Regions from separate parts of the Homo sapiens genome. Here region 1 is linked to region 2. Evidence: chromatin loops called from intact Hi-C (ENCODE). Cell type or tissue: IMR-90. All regions are shown on one strand. Links, peaks and the distances in the headings refer to the core of each region. The heading gives the core; the rest is flanking DNA. Region 1 has its middle 3.8 kb from the start of EPC2. Region 2 overlaps KIF5C (kinesin family member 5C).

Region 1 (2,921 bases), core at 210-2,709, 350 kb before region 2:
AGGTTATTTTGTTCTAGGGGACAACAAAAGATCAGATCAGTAAGGCATGGCTGTTAATAAATCAATTCACCGATTTTCTTCAATTCAGGATTCCAGCTGCATACGCCATTCACAAATCTGTGGTTATAAACATTTAATCTTTTGTTGGTGGTAGAGATTTAAAAAAATAGGTGAGAGGAACCATGTTTAGACGAGCAACCCAAGTTTCCTAACAATGGACTCCTCTTAGCTAACACTTGGACCCCAGTGAGCTTGGTGCTCTGAGCCTGCTTGTTGTCTGAGATGGGCCAGCAAAGTCAGTGAGACTGAACTGCCTTCACAGGGATTGAAACAACCTTCCAAGTTACCTTTCAGAGGTGCCTCAGGAGAACAGGATGCACCAATGGAGACAGAAACTGTGAAGAATATACATTTCAGGAGCCCTAAACCAACAGTGGGTGTGCATCTGTAGCCCCCAAAGCCCCAGGATCTCCACTCCAACACCCTTATGAAAATAATATGAATCATCCAGCTAGTTCCATGAATGTAATAGTGTCTTCAGCTGAATGACAGCTGTGCTGAATTTAGAGTGGGTTTCCTCCAAGTGTGGAATTTCTCAAGGGCAAGGTAGCTGGATTGGAAAGGATCCTATTTTTTAACCTCCCGTGGCCTTGCTCCAACAATTGTATTTCTGTTCCAAACTCGGTCATTTTTAAAACCTCACTATCATCCAATTTTATTAAAATAAGTACTTATTTTTAAAAATAATTATTTTACTTATTTTATTAAAACAAGTAGGCTCATATTCATCAGCTCAATGGAACCTAGTGCCTCTCAAAAATCCAAAGTCCAGGCCAGGTACGGTGGCTCACTCCTGTAATCCCAGCACTTTGGGAGGCTGAGGCAGGCAGATCATGAGGTCAGGAGTTCAAGACCAGCCTGACCAACATGGCAAAACCCTGTCTCTACTAAAAATACAAAAATTAGCCAGGCGTGGTGGCATGTGCCTGTAATCTCAGCTACTCAGGAGGCTGAGGCAGGAGAATTGCTTGAACCCAGGAAGCAGAGGTTGCAGTGAGCCAAGATTGCACCACTGCACTCCAGCCTGGGTGACAGAGACTCCATCTCAAAAAAAAAAAAAAAAAAAAGAAAGAAAAAAAAAATCCTGAAATTACATCTACATAGCTTGCTTGCTGTTTGGACACACATAACTGTCCAAGTCAGATTTGTTAGCTTCATCACAAGAGCTTTACTTATTTCTCTTATCCCCATCCAAAAGCCTGAGTGAGCAGCGTCAATCTATTCCAAATGTGGAGCACTGGTTGTGTTTTACGGTCCGGGTGGGGCAACAAATGAGACAGGCTGTCAGTGCAATTCAAAATTGGGTGTTGTGGACCCTCTGGAGCTGTGTGTTTTCAAATCTGTTTCTTTTTTTTTTAGTTACCAAAATGCAGAGCTTTCAGGCTGATTATTTTGGAGTCTATTTGGATCCTTTGTGGAGCTGGGAAGTAAATCGTCAGCTTATACACAAGGTGGCACCCTGTGATTCCAACCAGGTCTGAGAGGAGCGATGCTGCTAAGAAACTGAGCCACAGTCACAAATTTTTATTTACCATCTGCTATTCCCACGGTGGCAAATGCAGAGGTAGAAGTAGATGTTTGGCAGGTCACCTCTCAGTGTAGTCTCTGTCCCTATGTCTCAAAGATGCAGAGCTGCCTCAGAAAAGGGCACTGGAACCACAGAACTGATTCCAGTTGATTGTAATGAATGCAGACCCCACATTCAGATTACATATGGAAAACAACGAAGCTTTATTAGTACTAGGCTCATTCCTGGGAACATAAGGGGGAGGGGTGGAGATGCAGTTCACATACTAACCCAATTAACTTTCAAATGGTTTTGCTGAAACCAGGAGCCAATTAGAAAGAACGTGACATTTGCAAAACTCTGAAATAGTTGAATAGCAACTGTGTTTACTAGTTTTAAGATTCCTTTCAAAAAGTAATTTGTCCATTATTTGGAAGCTGCCTGCCTTGATTATAGTACTGGGAGATGGACACTGGAATGTAATCCTAATTCTAACAGTTATTTGACATTTATTCTAATTTAGACTACATTTAGACAGTGATTTTATTTTGATATGGCTTTAAACTGGTTTTAATTCTTGGGTGCTTATATATTATGCTTGCTGGGCTAAATGCATGTCATTTGGAATTGGTCTAGAGCATATCTGAAGTGGACTGATTTTAGAATGACTATACTTAGCGCATTGTATGTGGAAATTAAAATAGGCTATTAGGCTGCACACCCATTTGAGGCAGGTCTTGATAAAAATATTTCATGAGAGAATTTTTTATTTTATAAGAAGATATTTTTTGCTTTTAGCACTAACAATTATATGAGTATTCAACAAATCAATCAGAAATAAACTTTATGAAAAGTAATATTTATATACAAATAAAAGTTACTTTCCAAAAGTGAACAGTGGCATTCCGGTTTGGGCACTGAATTGGAAGCCAAGAAAACACAGGCTGTGTCTCCGTTGAAAAGTATATTGTGTTATTTGCCTTAAATGGTTTTATTCCCAGCTCTATAATCATTGCCTACAGGGTGAGAAGAAAATGGAGATTTGGGGAAGAAATCTTTTACATGGTCAAAGTAAAAGAACAACAAAGAAACAACCACAACAGCAAAAATCCCTTCCTATAAATTCCAGGTTTCAAAAAGGTGTTTTTGAATAACATTAATTGGTTCTAAAATCTCTATGCACAAAGGTACAAAGCTGGACAACAGGGTAGGCCACAGTAAGAACAAATATTGGCAGCAATAGCTAGGTCAGGTGACAGGCCAGTGAGGTATGTGAACTATAAACTAGAGTGGCATGGGGTCAGTATCAGTGAATTTCTTCATGGAATATCAGTCAACAAATATACTTTAGATG
Region 2 (2,921 bases), core at 327-2,826:
AAGTGTCCTACTTTGACAGACCTGGAAAAGAAGAGGAATTCATTCTCTTCCCAGGGTGCCAGAGCTTCTGGCTCAGCAGCGTTTTCCTACCAGGAGCTGGTGTAGGCTGTGAATTCCATGTGGAAGAGATGGGTTTTACTTTGTCTTTCTGCAGAGGCTGGACAAGATGTAAGATACACCTGGTCAGGCTCAGGAAGGTGTTTCTCATCCTTCTCCTACACTGGACTAAAGACAGTGGCAGAACACACTCAACTTAAAGATTGCATGCTTTTCTCACCCAGTGTCTCCATGCCATTAGAATAGAAAAGGAATATAGTGAGGAGTGGTTTTGGTAGGCAGATCTTTGGCAGTCGGAAGTAAAATGGGTTTAACAAGGACCTCCATGAAGGTAGAGTCAGAAATAGATACTTGTCAATTTTCTTGCTGTTGACATACATTCTGCAGTATTGTTGACACTGGAGTCACTTGACATGTACTATTGTTGAACTTTTTTAATTTTTAATTTTTATTTCAGTAGGTTTTTGGAGGACAGGTGGTGTTTGGTTACATGGATAAGTTCTTTAGTGGTGATTTCTGAGATTTTGGTGCACCCATCACCTAAGCAGTGTACACTGTACCCAGTGTGTGCTCTTTTATCCCTCACCCCACTTCCCACCCTTTCTTCCAAGTCCCCAAAGTCCATTGTATCATTCGTATGCCTTTGTGTCCTCATAGCTAGCTCCCACTTATGAGTGAGAATATACGATGTTTGGTTTTCCATTCTTGAGTTATTAATACTTCACTTAGAATAATAGTCTCCAATTCCACCCAGGTTGCTCCGAATGCCACTATTCCATTCCTTTTTATGGCTGGGTAGTATTCCATGATTTTACACACACACACACACACACACACACACACACCACATTTTCTTTATCTACTCATTGACTGATGGGCATTTGGGCTGGTTCCATATTTTTGCAATTGCAAATTGTGCTGCCGTAAACATGCACGTCTTTTTCATGTAATGACATCTTTTCTTTGGGTAGATACCCAGTAGTGGGATTGCTGGATTGAGTGGCATATCTACTTTTAGTTCTTTAAAGAATCTCCACACTGTTTTCCATAGTGGTTGTACTAGTTTACGTTCCCACCAGCAGTGTAAAAGCATTCCCTGTTCATCACTTCCATGCCAACATCTATTTTTTTTTATTTTTTTTATTATGGCCATTCTTGCAGAAGCAAGGTGGTTTCACATTGTGGTTTTGATTTGCATTTCACTGATAATTAATGATGTTGAGCCTTTTCTATATGTGTGTTGGCTATTTATATTGTTGTTGAATTCTTATGGTAAGGTTGATGCCAAACTACAGGCACTCAGCAGTTTCTAGTGTACTTCATATTTGCTACCAAATTTCAGGGCTGATACCTGGTTCCATTTTTTTAGCCCTCAAATGTTTACTGAACAGATAGTGATATGATGAGTGAATGACATCAATAACGACATAGGTGGGCACTCAGAGTGTACTGTGGAACATCAAAAAACCACGGTTGGAGTCATTGTCTTTCAACCAGTGGAAGCCTGTGTTTCTGCGCTGGATTCTGGACAGGGCTCTTTGTTTTCTCTTAAGGTGCTAGGCTGCACTCTGGTGGCTAAACAAAATATGCACACAGTTACTTGCTCATTTGGTCAATTGCTCTTAAAGACCATGTTTGCATTTCAGCGGATGGGTTTCTATCCCAAGTAGCTTGCTTCAACTTTTGTTTCAAGTAGAGCTTTGAAACTTAGAAACTAAATATAGATCATGCGGGAATGCTGGCTGTCAGAATCTTCTTTTCTAAGGTGGATTTAGACTGTTGTTCTCAGATGATCTTAAATAATGAGCTAGATTACTGTCTGTTTGGAAGGAACAGGTGTGAAAAGGCAAAGGAAAATAGACTGGTAGTAGTAATGAAAAGTTATGCTGAGAAACCTTCATCAAGAAGCCCTTTGGTAATTCATAGTACATTCTTATTTATTCGATTTTCTGTTTAATTGAGGACTACATAGAAACACCTTTTTATTTCAATCCTTGTTTATAGAAACATATTCAAGGCATTACACTACTTGTCTACCTGAATAAGCACACTATAGAGAACATTAATGAAGTTTTGATTTGAGTTTTTATAGGAATTCAGCATCACCTTTCGGAGCATTGGGTGTCGCTGCTGTTACAGAGATGTAAGGTGTAAGACATTGAATGGAATACCTTTTTGAAGTTATCTCCTTTTAAAAATCTTCAGTGTTTCTTCTTATGCTGTCATTTCTCTTTCTAAAAATTGATGGTAATGAAAAACCTAGTTAATTGAGGATTATATTTAGTAGGGGGTTTCAACTGAAAGTTTCACCTGAGGTGTAGGAGAACTTGGGGTTGAATGTTTAGTACTTTCCGCTTGTCCTTTAATTAGGATTCTGAACCAGAAATCCATGGACACCTTGGGGATCCAGGGGCAGGTTTCCAGGGAGTCCGTGAACCTATGGAAATTGTGGGCAACATTTGAGTGTGTCCCCTTCTTTGCTCAGTTGGCAGATGTGAATGGAGTCATTGAGGAGGAGTTTACCATGGCCCGCCTGTACATCAGCAAGATGAAGTCAGAGGTCAAGTCCCTGGTGAACCGCAGCAAACAGCTCGAGAGCGCCCAGATGGACTCCAACAGGAAGATGAATGCCAGCGAGCGGGAGCTGGCAGCCTGCCAGCTGCTCATCTCCCAGGTGGGCCCTTCCCTTCCCCATCATTGCACTCTTGTTGTCTTGAGATCTGCTCCCTCCATGCCCTTGCTGGTGCTGATGGTGCACCTTAGGCTTAGTTGAGGGACTGCTTTGTGTAAGCTTGGCCTCCCCAGGTGATGGCAGCCCAGGTCTATTCCTAGGGCTACATTTTGTTGTGTGAAATAGATGAATT

Evidence for each region. A loop is a pair of places that touch in the nucleus more often than their neighbours do. Peaks named below come from ENCODE experiments on the same cell type or tissue, not always from the same donor. Only the 100,000 strongest peaks of a DNase experiment are listed, where the experiment ranks them.
Region 1: it touches region 2 in a loop (10-fold over the local background); 49 of 110 quality-filtered maps call a loop at or near these places.

Annotation. Positions count from the first base shown.
Region 1 is chr2:148,639,457-148,642,377 of GRCh38, forward strand. No RefSeq gene overlaps it. Among named protein-coding and RNA genes, the nearest start is that of EPC2, 3.8 kb to the right of the region's middle. In IMR-90, for the core only: a CTCF peak has its summit at 1,517 (motif pointing right); no DNase peak of the experiment used is centred there; H3K27me3 peaks cover 909 bases.
Region 2 is chr2:148,988,468-148,991,388 of GRCh38, forward strand. It overlaps KIF5C (kinesin family member 5C), which reads left to right. Exons shown (of 26, transcript NM_004522.3): 16 at 2,543-2,731. Among named protein-coding and RNA genes, the nearest start is that of LYPD6B, 49 kb to the right of the region's middle. In IMR-90, for the core only: a CTCF peak has its summit at 1,629 (motif pointing left); a DNase peak (open chromatin) is centred at 1,624.